Linked DNA regions of Homo sapiens: region 1 is linked to region 2. Evidence: read pairs that join two places in POLR2A ChIA-PET (ENCODE). Cell type or tissue: MCF 10A. All regions are shown on one strand.

What was found. ChIA-PET counts read pairs that join two places held together with the same protein. Peaks named below come from ENCODE experiments on the same cell type or tissue, not always from the same donor. Only the 100,000 strongest peaks of a DNase experiment are listed, where the experiment ranks them.
Region 1: POLR2A ChIA-PET joins it to region 2 with 9 read pairs; 2 of 35 experiments call an interaction of 5 or more read pairs at or near these places.

Annotation. Positions count from the first base shown.
Region 1 is chr9:86,658,556-86,666,555 of GRCh38, forward strand. No RefSeq gene overlaps it. Among named protein-coding and RNA genes, the nearest start is that of LINC02834, 46 kb to the right of the region's middle. In MCF 10A, no CTCF peak of the experiment used is centred here; no DNase peak of the experiment used is centred here.
Region 2 is chr9:86,729,003-86,737,002 of GRCh38, forward strand. No RefSeq gene overlaps it. Among named protein-coding and RNA genes, the nearest start is that of LINC02834, 25 kb to the left of the region's middle. In MCF 10A, no CTCF peak of the experiment used is centred here; DNase peaks (open chromatin) are centred at 2,729, 3,719 and 7,269.

The sequences.
Region 1 (8,000 bases), 70 kb before region 2:
CCCACCTCGGCCTCCCAAAGTGCTGGAATTACAGGTGGGAGCCACTGCGCCCGGCCATTTTTACATGTTCTTCCAGTTTCTGCATTTCCTTGAATCATAGTCTTGATAAAATTCAAGTTCTATTATTCTGGCAATAGTACATCAGAGATGGTGTCCTGTTCTCAAACCTGGGTCTTGTAGAATAGCTCTGTCCAATAAACTTCATGTGATGATAGAAACAGTCTATATTTGTGTTGTAGAATTATGGTAGCCACTAGCTCTATGTCACTATTAAGCACTTGTAAAGTGGCTAGTGCAACCAAGGAATTACATTTTAAATTGTATTTAATGAAATCTAAAGAGCTACCTGTGGCTGGTGGCTACCATATTGAATAGCACAGCTCTTGAGTTTCTGAAGTCATTGTTAGTGAGCAAAGTGTGGCCTGTGGGGCTGTAGTTAGGGGCTGGTGATGAAACGTCTTTAAAAAACAAGCAAGCCAGCAACTTCTCCCTCCACATGATGCAGTCAACACAGTTGCATCATTTACTACCTGAAAGGGCCAAAGCTGAGCTCCAGCACCCATCTTTTCCTTTTGGACTGAAAGGAGAACTCAGTCCTGTGTGCATCTCCTATACGCTGGGACCTGGGCACTGGCTGCTGCCTCCTCTTCATCTGTGGATGTCCTCAATAGTCCTAGCCCCCAGGCATCCTCAAGAAAACATACAATGATCATACATAATTCTCATAGCTATCTTCTGTAGAAGACCCTTTTGAGTATATGTGGTTTTAGTTTTTCAAATGAGTATCAATTGCCTTGAGAGGGATCTTTACTATGGAGTAAGTAAAGAAAGGCAGGATATTATCCAATCAAAGATGCCACCCAAGAAAAAACAGTGGTACAATGGGATTTGGCTGCTCCTGGGCTGACACCAGCCTTCCTTTCAGGTGACTTTGATCCTGTGAAACACACAGAGGTAGTCATTAGTGCTACACTGGTACCCAATTCTTTCCTTCAAGACACACAAAAAGCTGTTTCCTGTCCCCCTCTGTGGTTGAGCAGAGCCATCTGACCTGATCTGGCCAATGAGATGTGATAAGTGTTTCAAGCTAGAACAGTTCATCTTCTTTTTTTTCTTCAGAAATGAAACTTCCTCAGCTTGAGTTCTTGAGTGAAGATAGTAAAAAGAAGAATGTGTTCCAAGTGAAGGACACGTAACATGAGAAATAAACCTTTGCTGTTTTCAGCTACTGTCATTTTAGGAGTGCCTGTTACCTCGGCTGAACATAACCTGTTCTAGTGAGTGCACCTGTTTTAAGCCTAGCAAGAGGATGACTCAATGTGCTATGAAGAAACGGCATACACAGATTACAGTCCATTTAGAAAAAAAAAAAAAACAAAGGAGGAACTTATTAAAGTTGGTAACTAGGTTTCCTGAAGATTGGGTCTCTGCAATTGGATCTGCTCTTCTCTCCATAGGACTTCACTGGACCTCCAGAATCTTCTTCATGGATATTCATTGCGTAAGATAAAGACTCAGTGCATTAGCACTGAGATTCTAATTCTGCATTAGAACTGAGAGTTAATGTAAAGTGGTGTTAAAATGAGTGTTATATGTACACATATTTATTTTTTGATTGTTGGTTAATGTTTGCTCCCTAAACTAGACTCTAAAATCCATCATAGCAAAGACTGAATCAGTTTATCACTGTGTCCCTAAATAACTATGAATGAATGAGTGAATATATGTAGATATGTATCACTGAGCATTCCTTGAGTGTTTCAGTGGGTGTGGAGCAGCTGTCTCTGTCAAAAGGCACAGGATGTGGTGGGGTGTGGGGTGAGAAGGTTTGTGGTGTGATCCACGATCCACAGCCAGCAGATTTCCTGACTCAGAGCTCAGAAGAGAGAAACCTGCACACTTGAAATGTAACAGGAGAAATGCTTATAAGTACACTACTGTGAAGTCAAATACAATAGCATATTTCAGTGACATGAAAAATAATAAATATGCATTATATAGATTCTCCTTGATTTACGATGGAGCTACGTCCTGATAAGCCCATCACAGGTTGAAGATATCATTAAGTAGAAAATACATGTAATACACCTAACCTACCAAGCATCATAGCTTAGCTCAGCCTCCCTTAAACATCCTCAGAACACTTACCTTAGCCTACAGTTGGGCAAATTATCTGGCAACACGGCACACTCTAGGGTGTGGGTTGCTTACCCTCGTGATCACAGGGCTGGCTGGGAGCTGCAGCTCGCTGTCACTGCCCAGCATCCCAAGAGTATTGTACTGTTTATCAACATCCTGGGGAAAGATGAAAACTCAAAATTTGAAGTTTGATTTCTACTGAATGCATTTTGCTTTCGTACCATTGTAAAGTAGACAAATCATAAGTCAAGCCATCATAAGTTGAGGACCATCTAAAAAACAACGCAGCTGCCTGTCTTGTTTCAGCTTTGGTCCATGTAGAATACATGTACATTTGTCTTCATTTATAAAGATGCCAATGCTAATTTAGCCAGTTGTCCCAATGCACAGCATAAGAGGTAGTTACTTTTTTTTTTTTTTTTTTTTTTTGAGATAGAGGCTTGCTCTGTTGCCCAGGCTGGAGTACAGTGGTGCAATCATGGCTCACTGCAAACTGCCTCCCAGGTTCAAGCGATTCTTGTGCCTTAGCCTCCCGAGTAGCTGGGACTATAGGCATGCGCCACTATGCCTGGCTAATTCTTGTATTTTTAGCTGAGACAAAGTTTCTCTATGTTGGCCAGGCTGAGGTGATTACTTTTAAAACATTGTAAATGGCTTCTAAAGCAATTGTTGATAGTTATTCATCATGCAGTACTCATACACATTTATATATAAATATAAATAATTGCTTTTCAGTCCAACATTGCTATTAGTTTTTATTCAATTTCAAATTCTGGTTTTGTGACTCGTTTGTAGCATCAGCTATCTTAGCGTCATGGGTGGGCTGACTGGCCCTTTAACATCATCTGCAGCTTTTTTCAAGCCATACTGGGTGCAAAATTGACAGGTAAGTAATTGAGAAATATGGATTATACTGCAAATAATTTTAATTTTAAATTTCTCGATGGTGGAATTTGGATAAGTGTTTGTGTAATTCTTACTGTATCTTTAGAGATAGAAAAGATATATGTGGATTGATTTCTTCCTTCATGGGAAAACAGTTAAGAAGACAAGGCTAACAGAGGTAGAATGCTTTTCTATCATTTTGTATAATTCAATATCATACACCATATTATGTGATAAAGAACTGTAGATGCTATAGAAATATACAGAAAAAAGAGATGATTCAGCTGAATTAATCAGAGAAGGCTCACATGGGCCTCAGAGCTTGAGTTGGATATGGTACCCCGAAGATAAAGGGGAGGGAAACCAGACAGGTGAGCCTGTGCACATGAAATGTGGGAAGGAGTACACACAGCACATGTCCATTAAGATTAGAGGCTGTGTGGCTGTGAGTCCTCAGAAATACGGTAGGGTGGGGAGGATGGGTACAAATACCAAGAGACTAGAAAACGACTGTTGTATAGCTTTGAAAAGACTCCATACACTTCCATAGTTTGCTATGTGAGTGACATGTGTTTTGCTGTGCTAAGAACTTGCCCTGCCCCTTGGGAATGTGATGGTTCCACTTTATCAGACTCCATATGTGAGTTACTGATCTCAACCACTGGACTCCATCATACATATAAACCTAAGAGTTTGACAGAGACTTTGGGAGCTTAGGTTGTGGCAGGGTGCACTCCGTCAGCCGCCTCTTTAAAATCTGAGAGCTCAGGCTACGGCAGGGCCACACCCTATTGGCTTTGGAGCTGATCTCTGGAGCCTCACCAGCCTACACTAGCACCTCTCAAGCACTAAGCATTCTTGCATGTCATTATAGATCTTCACTGTGTTGTTCACTGTGTTGATTGAGCCTTCTCTTCCAAGAACCTCTTGTATAAAGCTACACCTCAAACTTTAATTAGACTTACATTCCACCGAGGCTTGCATCTATCGTCATTGAGCAACCAGACTTTAATAATTGGACTCTAACAAAATTGAAGCTACGTGGTTACTGTACCACATTAATAGTACACAATAATGTACACTGCACACTATATATACAGTACAGTATGCAACGTATACCATGTACAAAATAATGGTACACAATAAAGTCTATTGAGTATATTTTCAATGAGATTTGTCCTTGTTACTCTCCTCTTAAGCTTTATGAATGAAAGCAAAACTTTGTCTTTGTATGGCAAACCATGTGATTTGTGAAATCATTCTCTGATCATCCCTTTATTTTAACTGTGCAAAAAAAAATCACCCCAAGAGGGTTGTCAGAGGCAATGGAGAGCTTTGAGAGAAAGTGTATCCATTGAGAAGCTTTGAGATACAAGTAATAGAAACTTTGACTCAACTGGCTTTAAGAAAAAGAAAACATATCGTTACTTCACACAGAAGTCTGAATGTGGGGCTGGGGCTGGCTCTTTTCCCTCCATCATTCTCTGCTGGTTGGCTTGTTCTGAGGCTGGCTGTCCTCCCTGTCACAAGATGGCTGCTATGATTCCAGAAATCACATCCAAACACAACAAAGTCCAGATGACAAAGATAGGGCACTCCACCCTGGGTGGCTTTTAAAACAAAAATGAAAAATATAAAGCTTTAATCAAAGAAGCAAACCTTTCACCAACTCCCCCAGTAGACTTTTCTTCCTATTCATCGCCCAGAGTTACACCACATGTGTATGCCTAAAACAGTTACTGGAAGGGGAATGGGGTCCTATGGGAGTACAGCTGGAACCACCTCCCTTGAAACCCAAGGTCAGACAGAAGAAAGTGGGTCCCTGAATACATTTGTATTCTCTTAGGAGAAAGGAAGGGGAATTGACTATTGGCAAGGTAGCTCAGGTTTTATATGGCTCGCTGCTCATGTATTTTAGGGTCCTCTTTAAGAAAAGGCATACAAACTTATAAATGCAAAATTAGGAATGAAAAAAGAATATTTTCATAGACTGAGAAAGGAAACCGTAACAAATTACAAAATAAAAAAATGGTAAAATGTCATAAAAAATCTAAAGATGTAAAATGACTTTTCAAATAATTGCCTGGGGTATTCCTATGACTTTTTTCCTGCTTTTTATTTGAGGCAGGGGCTATATAGTCTTTAAAAGTCTCTTCACATGACAGTGATTTTGCATATCATCTTCTATATCATGATAGAAATATAATTCAGTTTTTCCTTGACATGGTAAATCAAATAAAAAAAATTGATGGTTTAAGAAAGTTCCTTTCAGCCTGATGCCTTCCTGGGGGTAAGGTGAGGTAAAGATTTAGGGTTGTTGCTAACGTTGCACAAACCTCCATCCAGCTTCTTTCATACATGAGTTTGTAAGAGCTCTCAGATTTCAAGCTGTCTTATGTGTTGACTAATCTCAAATACTCTTTTCAATCATTACACTCATCAAACATTTGATCGTCAATGTCCTCACTGTAATGTGTATTATGAGGTTTGGGCTAAACTTGTTGACATTGGTATTTTGTGCCAAATCAGCAAGAAATTAAAATTGTTTCCGTTGTGTCCACATGATTCAAATTATTAATCAAATTATCAAATAATCCAAGAGCCTATTTATCACTTTTATTCAAAATCTGTCTTTTCTTCCTAATGTATTACTGTTTTGTATTTATTTATTTGTTATTATGTAGAGTTGATTTAAATGTAGGAATACATGTGAGTTTTCAGGGGTTTTTTTAGGAGATACAGTTTAATTTTATTTATTTTAAATTTTTATTTATTTTTGACCCATAATTGTCCATATTTATAGGGTATATAGTGATGTTTCAATACATACACTGCATAGTGATCAGAGCAGGGTAATTAGCATATCCATCATCTCAAACATTTATAATTTCTTTGCATTACTGCTTTTTATTCCCCAAAATGTTCTGAGTATAATCAAAACAGTTTCTAAACCTCACTATTTGCTTTCAACCAATGCGGGCACCTTTAAGTAAACCACACAAACATGTTCCACTGAACCCGAACTGAATGTATCACCAACTCCACTTCCCTTTATGAGCATATCATAAAAGACCTGCAGACACCCCACCGCCATTCAACATGAGGGAAACGGGTGAAAAATGACAGGGGTCACAACCACGGTGGTTAAAATATCTTACACAAACATGTAACCTTGTCAGTGAAATGCTCGCCTCTTCCTGGGCCTTGGAAAGGAGCCCAGGCAAGTGAGTGCGCTTGGAACTCCAACCTCAGGAGCTTCATCCTGATCGCCCTCTGGCAAGGGTGTCTGGAATCAGGGATGGCAGGAACCAAGCCATGTCTGCGATCCAGGAAGACCTGGACAGGGGAGAGGCAGCAGGCCTGGAATGGATGTGGGAGGTAGGAGACCCAGGAGGCAAGCATCTCAACACCTGGGGAGTGAGTGGATGTGGCAGATGAGAGAGTGACTCAATCAATGACAAGTCTCACTGTTCCAGGTTGGATCGGCAGGAAGATGGGGCATTACCGATGGGAGCAAAGAGGTTGGAAGGGTGGGATTTTTTATATCCCATTACAAGACAGAGCATGGCTTAACTAAGTGCGTCAGGAGAGCGTTAGACCTGAAGCTGGCTGAGCCCTCAAAGGATTTCGGAAGGTGATTTGGTGCTAGGAGAAGTGCCTTATTCAGGGCTATTCCTTAGTGCATGGGAAAGCTGGAAAGAAACCCAGTTTTTCTGACGCTCTGTTCTTTTCTTTACCCCAGGCTGCCTCCCAAATACAACCTTTACCCCACACTAAGCATCCCAAACTTGAGGAAGTTCTTAATTCTTGCTTAAGGAGAGCCTTCCTGGGCGGTTGCTCCAGCAAGTCTTGGTGGGTGGTTCCTGTTATTGATGATTTTATCAGTTGTAGGAAATCTGTGCTGGGTGCTAAGAACATCCATAAAACAGGGGAGGCATGGGGGGAATCCTATTGTATTAAGTCCTTTTCTCTCACTTCAGTTCTCCCCCACCCTAAGGCCTCCCACAGACATCTGGGATCCAGTGCCAAAATATGCATTCTAGAGCCTTCAAGCAAAACTAGGTCTTCTGCCAGCAAGAACGCTGAATCAAAGCTTTCTGTATCCCACTCCCTCTAAAAACCCTTTATCAAACTTTCACCACACAAAAATGGAAGCATTTCAGTCTCTGAAGCAGTTCAATGTGACTGTGGCTACTGCATCTTGAAGGGGATATTCATTCATTCAACAAATGCATTTTAAATTCTGCAATGTGATCAACACCATGCTAGACACGAGAGATACAGCAGTGAGCATGTGTAGTCACGGTCCCTGCCATCTGGGAGACTCTTCTCAAATAAATCACAAACAAATGTAAAATTGCAACAGTGACCCAAAGGAGAGGGACATACATGGCTGATGTGTATTCTGCCGTCCTTCACTTTCCTTCCCTCTGTACACACAATGCTGTTCTGCCCCTCAAGAGGTGAAGTCTTTTCCCTCCCTTGAATCAGGACTGGCCTTGGGAATTGCTTTGAGCAGCGTACTGGAGGGACACTGAGACTTCTGAGCCAAAGCCTTAAGAGAACGGGCAGATCTATTTCTACCCTCTTAGAAGCCATTGGCCATATGAAAAGCCCAACTATCCAGAGACCACCGTGGTGTGAAGAAACCAAGCTGGTCTGAGGGACAGGCTCTATGGAGGCAGCAATGCCCAGCCATGTCTCCACTCTTCAGCCACCCCAGCTGAGACACCAGGCACGTGATTGGAGAAGCCATCTTGGACATTCCTGCCCCAGTAAACACACGGGGAGCAGGAAGATCACCCCGCTGAAGCCAGTCCAGACTGAAAAATTGTGAGAAAGAATCAATTGTTTAAAGCTACGGAGTTTTGGGGAGGGGTGTTATACAGCTGTAGAGCTGTTGCCATGGGCTCCCAGAGCGCCCAATCCCCTGTGTCCTGGACCCTTCAAGCCCTGTCTCCAGTACCCCTGGGACT
Region 2 (8,000 bases):
GGGTAGGGGAGTTTAGGGTGACCCTGGGAAAAGCTATTGGCTTATGGAATAATTCCATTTTCTCTGGCATTGCATGGGAAATTAATTGTCTTTTCAAGTAAGATCCTGTGCTTTGCAGGGTACATATCACATATACATATATATCTGTGAAAAATCTATTGAGATATTAGTTTTGTCTTGTTTTCACTCTTTCAAAAGAGAAAGACTGAGATGAGAAGGAGTGAGGGATGCCCTCCCCACAGAACCCTGGGAGGGAGCAGGGCCTTGGAGTAGGTGTCTAGGGGCTGTCTAGGGACTGATCTCCAATGTCGAAGCCCAGCCTGGCGCTGAGTTCCATACCTTGAGAAGTGTGGTATTTATATACATTTTGGACCTGTTGTGTGTGTGTTAGTGACTGACCCATGATAAAGGAAGAGCTCACTCAACAGTGGGCTTAGTCAAAGAAGGTGTGGTAGAATTCATGTCTCGAGGCCAGTGTGGTGGCTCACGCCTGTAATCCCAGCACTTTGGGAGGCCAAGACGGGTGGATCACCCAAGGTCAGGAGTTCGAGACCAGCCTGGCCAACATGATGAAACCACATCTCCACTAACAATACAAAAATTAGCTAGGTGTGGAGGCAGGTGCCTATAATCCCAGCACTCGGGAGGCTGAGGCAGGAGAATTGCTTGAACCTGGGAGGCAGCGGTTGCACCAGCCTGGGCAACAAGAGAGAAACTCTGTCTCAGAAAAAAAAAAAAAAAAGAGTCCATGTCTCTCAACACACACGAAGGGCCAGGATAACCAGGGATTCTTCCAGAATGTGATGGAGGAGAGAAAGGAGCCTACAAATACTGATGCCAGATGTTCTGCTAGTCAGATAGATAAAGACTGGGAACCAGATTTGCCTGATCTGGAAGAATGAAGGTAGTACATCTCTCATACTCAAGTGTTGTGGGGCTAATTCATACTTAGTATATACATTTATGGAAATACACTTTCTTGCAGTATTTTCTGGTTATTGCATGTTCTTCAATCTTACTTCTCCTGCTAAGTTCTTGGGGAGGGAGAGATCATTTTTTATATTTGCGTCTTCCTTAGTTCTAGGTTTACAACAGCCGCCATAACAGACATGTGTTGCTTTTGATGCTTGCAGCATATCTGAAGCTTATTAAAGCTTATTAAAAGAGTCTTAATTTTCTAACTATTTTAACAAGAGGAACCAATCCAATGGCACAGCTGAGGGAGACCCTGCTTGTCCCAGAAGCTGGCATGTGGATCTCAACCCTGATACATATTTAGGGTGGCAAGTGTCTTGATGCTCATTCTGGGGAGAAGCCAGCTGACTCACCCAGCTGTCCTGTCTCTGTGAGTCTCGCCATCGCAGGGAGAGATTTTGTCCAGTGTTTGCCTTTAGAAAACACACTGCCTTGTCAGCAATCTCTTCCTAGTGCCTTCCTCCATGGCAGCTATGTCTGATGATCCCATTCTGCTGAAATCAGTACCCATTCCCTTCTAGATTAAGATTTGGGGGAGAACTTCCTTTGCCATGTAAGGGCAATATGCGTTCAGTTACATTTGCAGTTAGACTGACATGTTCAGTGTCTCTCTATAGGGCTGATGGGGCTGGCTGCTGCTGTTTTCATTTATATAAAGGGGATGATGAATGCTCAGGTGAGTGCAGGCAGATCACGACTCCTCAGGTTTTCAGAGGCCACATTTTCAGAGCCACCACTGAGAAGCTGCAGCTGTCAAACTGCGCCACTCAGGGTGATAACCTGCATTCTCCTTATTCTCCAGTGTGAGTGAGCGTGTATGTGTGTGTGAGCCCACAGTCCTTTCCCCACCTGCTTAGAAAGTACTTAATAGGTGGAGATGTAGAATTCTGAAGACAAAGGTTTGTAACAAGTTCATAGAGGCTGAATGTTTCTTTAACAGAGCTGATACTATCATAGGAAAGCCTGGGCTTTTTCATTTGTGAAATGAGAAAGTAGGATAGTTTAGTTATCAGGCTGTGTTCTTGAAAATAAATATTGTTACATTTCTAAGTACGTAATATACATTTATTATAGAAAATTTAGGCGAACCAAAAAATACAAAAGAAAAAATCACCTATAACTCTATAACTTTAATGTTTGTATGTAACATTAAAATAAATACGGATCTATAACCTAGGCAGAGTATACAATATGATGTGATTTTTAATAAAGTATAAAACATTATATTGAATTAAATATAATATGTGATATGTAACTACTATAAAATATTATGTTGCATTATATATTTTTCCCACAAAATTGGAATATATATATATATAGTATATTGCAACTTAATGGTATATATGTTCAGACTCTTAAATGTGAATGAGTAAATGTTTGATGAAAGAATAAATAAATGAACTCATACATTAAATGAACAAGTGCATAGAAACGTTAATTTTTCTTCTGGCAGGGGAGGACTTACAAGTTTTCTAAATATTTTAAATGAAAGGAAATCTGAGAGATTTAGACTAACTTCCTTATAATGGGATATTATTCCCTTCATCCTGACCCTGTCCCTATAACATACACATACACACACACACACACACACACACACACTCGTCACCACATATTGTTTCCCTAATCATATAAATCATTCATGTGGAAAGCCCTCATGTATTCCAGATATTTCAACATTGTTTATGTTGGGCTGAATTTAGGTGTTATCTTTCTTTCCTCACTTTTTCTTTTTGGCATCCAAATACTTCTCTTTAGAGATAAGCTATTATTCAACAAATAGAGCTTCAAATAAAAACCTGCCCAGTTATTCTAAGGTCAACTGCCTCTGACTCAAGCAGTTGCTAAATTGTTTTGAGACTGGAGCTGTACTCCTCAGTCTTCCAAACATTGCAGAAAGAGGAAAAATGGAAAAACAAACGTAAGGCAGAAAAGATGGGAGAAGAGTAAATCAAATCTCATTTGCCTCTGCTCCAGTGTTGTTTAGAGGTGAAGAAGAGGGTTCTGATGTCAGAGAGATCTGACTTGAATCCTGACATTGCCACACTTAGCCATGTGACCTTGAACATTTATTTATTTTGGCCTCTTAAAGTTCTAGTTTTCTCATTAATAAGATGGGGATAATAGCAGTCCTATTTTATAAGATTAGTGTGAGGATTAAACAAGATAATATGTACAGTACTTAGAACAAGGACTTTTAAAGACTAGGTGCTAAATACTAAGCAACTATAATTTTAATATTATTATTTTTAGGTCTTTCTTAATGTTGATATTATCAGGCAAGCTTTGACCTTGAAACTAAAGAATTGTAGAGGGAGCCACAAAATTCACTGTAAATTTCATTCTCAAAACTATTTAAGTGTTTTTCTTGTATCTTTAAAATGAATACTAACATGGATCACATCTCTAAGGGACTGGTGGGAAGCAGTCAATTTTCTGCTCATAAAAGGAACCTAATACTGTTAAAAAAAATAAGTACTCACTCAGACCTGCCTAGGATAATTATAAGGGCATGCCACAATCCATAGTGCTATATTGTCTCTTGATTTCAGTACCCTATCCAGATTATAAATTAAGGCCTCTGATCTTGGTTGGAGAATTACCCCATGCAGTTAATATTGCTTCTTGAGAGTGGCTGTAAATGAAAATCCAGTTCTGTTAAAGATTCAGTTGCAAAACAGAATGTCAAAGCTGATGAGGTATGATGTTGTCATGGGATTGGGGTTTAGCACCGTGAAACTGATCATCCATGAGTCATTTTTTGGCTCCAATATGGGTGCACCTCCAGGGAACAGTAATGGGATTTACAAGTATCCTGGCAGCCATCTGATTGCTGTGTGTTCTGCCCAAACTGCACAAACTGTGAGATGAGGACGAATGAACCCAAGAGGGAATTGCATTTCATGGATTAATTCTTTCTGGCATTTTCAAGGTATCAGGGCTTGAGAGAACACTGTGTTGATTAGCATTTGGTGTTAAACAGGGTGGGGACGAGAAGACAGGAGGACATATGGTATTTCCCTTCCTACTTCTAGGAAGATGTCTAGCTGGCCCAGAGGGCTCACCAGCAGTTGGTGAGAGAGGCTCGGGCACAAGAGTAGTGGGGAAAAAGAGAAATCTCTGAAGAGTTGACAGGGATACGAAACAGACAATAGAGCCAACGAGGAAAGAGACTGAGGCCAGCACCCTGAGCATGTCCATTGCGAGGGCACATTTTATGGCTCCCGTGAAATGTGGTCTGCAGCATCTCACTAAGCCATCTGCAGCAAATGAGGCTACAGTTTCCCTGCGGACTGTGTTGAATCCGAACTGAATGTGGCAGTGCATTTTCTTTGCTCAGTTGTCCTCCTTCTTGTATGTGTACATTGTCCCCTTGGCCATCTTGGTCTTCTCTCTTCAGCCTGCCAGAAATGACGTTCTTGGTCACAGAGGCTCCAGTGTACTTTTATCAGTGTGACTCTTCCCACAGTGGGCACGACAGAGTCCCCTGGGTTCTGTCCTTTTCCTACACTCTCATGGGAATTATGAATGGGATGAGTTCATTGCTTGAATAGGAAGGCTGTTTCTTCATGGGCATACATGTATCTATTAGCACTCTAGTGACATGTTAATTGATAGGAAATGACATATGCATTGAAGAAGGATGGCTGACCAGTCAGATAGACATCCTCTAAGTCTGGTGTGAGAGCCACTGATTTCTACCAGGGCTTTCCTGTGTGCCTTCCCCGGTGAGCCACTTAACTTCTCTGGATCTCAGTTTCTGGAGGCAGTTGGTTAAGCTTTTGTACCTTTAAGCTCAAATTTTCATTGCTGGTTGTTTGATATTGTTTGTGCGTGTTTTTGTATATGTGTGTGGAAAGACAGATAAATATAAATACATGTACTAGTCAGAGCTCTCCAGAAGGATAGAACAAACAGGATATATGTATATATAAAAGGGAGTTTATTAGGGAGAATTGGCTCACATAATTACAAGCTGAAGTCCCATAATAGGCTGCCTGCAAGCTAGGGAAAGAGAAAAGCCAGTAGTGGCTCAGTCCAAGCCCGAAAGCCTCAAAATCCGGGAAGCCAACAGTGCATCCTTCAGTCTGTGGCTGGAGGCCCAAAGCTCCCTGGGCAGCCGTCAGTGCAAGTTCCAGAGCCCTAAGGCCAAAGAACCTGGAGTCTGATGTCCAACAGGAGGAGGAGGAGAAGCAGGCGTCTGGCATGGGAAGAAGAAAGAGAGCCAGAAGACTCAGCAAGCACATTTATCCATCTTCTTCCACCCGCCCTGTTCTAGCTGCACTGGCAGCTGACTGGATAGTGCCCATCCACATTACGCACCCTCTCCCTCTCCCAGTCCACTGACTCAAATGTCAATCTCCTCTGGCAACACCCTCACAAACACACCCAGAAACAACACTTCACCAGCCCTCTAGGCGTCCCTCAACCCAGTCAAGTTGACACCTAAAATTAACCATCCCAAAGTATATGTAGTTTCTTTAGCTGTAAACAAAATTTCTACTTCTTGGTTGTTTTGAGGCTTAAAGAGATATGGATGTAAAATCTTCCAAGCACAATGTTTGGTGCATAAGAGCCACTCAATAAATACATGATGAATGAGTTAATATTACTATGCACATAGGGACATGTGCTCAAGCCACCCCTGACTTACAAACCCTCAGTTGAGCTCAGTCCCTGCACATGAACACGATGACTGTAGGGATCCAGCCTCTTCCTTTGGCCTTTCCTATTGCTGCTGCCTACAGTCCTGGCCACCATGCAGCCATTCCATCTGGTTTCATGGAACTACTGGAATGTCAAGAACTACTGGAGGTGGGGCAGCTTACCCCCATTTACTCAACTTGAGAGGGTGAGATCCCCTCTTCCTGCTGGGGCAACATTGGGAATGGATAATTTCCTGGCAATCTGACTTGCTCCTTGAAGTAAATTTTCCCAGGGAGCAATGTTTTACATGGTAGTTGATATCTTGGAGCAGCCTGCAAAAGAATCTTACATGAGTCAGGGAGGAAACACATGACACACTCAAACTGGATAATTTAAGAGAGTTTAATAAAGGGATTGTTTCCAGAGATGTTGGCAGCATGTAGAGAAATCACAAGGGATGATGCAGTCACATGGAGAATGTCAATGGGAAACCTCAGGTGTCACGCTGGGCCTCAAGAGGCAATGACAGGAGTAGTTATCAAAACTTGGGGGAGACAGCTTTGTGGGTACGGCCACCAGCCAGACCATCTTCAGTGGAGAGACACAGTCAGCTTGTGCTAAGTGAGCAGGGAGCCAGGGAGTCAACATCCAAATCTCCATCTCCCTCCACCCATTGGGTGAACCCAACCAGAAGCCAGAGAACAAAGGGGCCAGTGAGTGCAGATCATTCAGATCAGCCTTTTGGGTGGAGCAGGATGAAAGAGGGCAGACTGGGGATCTGCAATCGTAAAATGGTTTTCTAAAAGGTCTTAGAATCTGTAAACCAAAAATAAAATTCTAAGTCCTCCAACTGACTTAATGGAACCCTGCTGTCAGCCAAGGGGACTCACTGAAACCTGAAAAACCAGTTGAGACCCTGATGGGAAGGGGGTGTCAGACATAGCTCATTATGGTCTCCACCCTTTGGAGTTCAGGCACAACTGACAAGCATTGACATTAAAACAAAGATCCTAAGACCGACAGAACAGACTCTTTGTAGCAGTAAGATACCAAATTCCAACCTGACTCTAGGATAGCATCACAGGATAGATAGCAGGGCCTTGAAATAAATCAAAGTGTTTTAGCCCCAAATATATTTCTTTGACGTGTTTTTGTCAAAGAAATACGCAAAGCTGTCTCTTGTGGGGGAAATTTACATTCTATAGAGAATCCCCTTCCCTTTCCAGGTATTTTCTGATCCTAAAGAGATTGGCTGAGAGCCCAGCACCTGTTAAAAGTCTAAATAGGAAACATTTGCCATTGCTTCTAAGGGCAGCCACCTATGAGACTTTATCTACAAAATAAGAACTTTGGTCTCCACAACCCCTTATCTTAACCCAGACACTCCTTTCTATTGATTCCAAGTCTTTAGATATAACTTAACTCTTTCAACCAATTGCCAACCAAAAAAATATTTGAATCCACCTATAAAAACCCCTGGAAGCCCACCTCCCGCAACACTTTACATTATCCCACCTTTCCAGAGCGAACCAACGTATATTCACATGTATTGATTGATGCCTTAGGTCTCACTAAAATGTATAAAACTGAGCTGTAGCCCAGCCACCTTGGGCACATGCCCATAGGCCCTCTGGAGGATGTGCCATGAGTCACAATTCATAACCTTGGCAAAATAAACTTCTAAATTAATTGAGACATCTTTTGGTTTACAAACCCAACCACCCTGTGTGATATTGTTTCTGAAGGAAAATGGATTCCAAGTTCTACTGTGTGCATTTTTAATGCACGTAGTCTCTCTCCCACTCATGTGCATACATGTTCTGTGTGCACGCATACACATATATTTAAGGATACTTATGCATATAGGTTAGTGTAATTACAATAAGCATTTAATTTTGAGAGTGAAGGGGGTACTACTATTAATTATTCTGGTCAACAGGGAAACTGGCACCTTTCTGGGCAAACTGGGGCATATGACACTCTAGCTGAAATGCAGCAAGATGGATTTCATAAGTGACAAATGAATCTTAATCTTGTTACTTGGTAATCATCTGTATTTAAGATACATGTCATACATGCATGACGAGCAGAGAATAGGTGTATCTGCAAGGTGCAATTTGAGAATATGCCAGTTAAAAGAAGAAAGGTCTCCTAACTCAAATAATCACCATGCTTGCCCTGCCCAACACCTCAAATGTCACTGTTAGCACGTTTTTCCTTTGCATTGAGGTATTTTCTCCCATATAAATATAGATGTCCCTAAGAAAGGTTTTGTATTAGGCTGCTTTTGCTATTGATACTGTACTGATCACAGATTTTTCAAGTTCTGGCCATCCTGAAGATGGCGTCCTGTGGGAAGAGGATACATAGGAAGACCC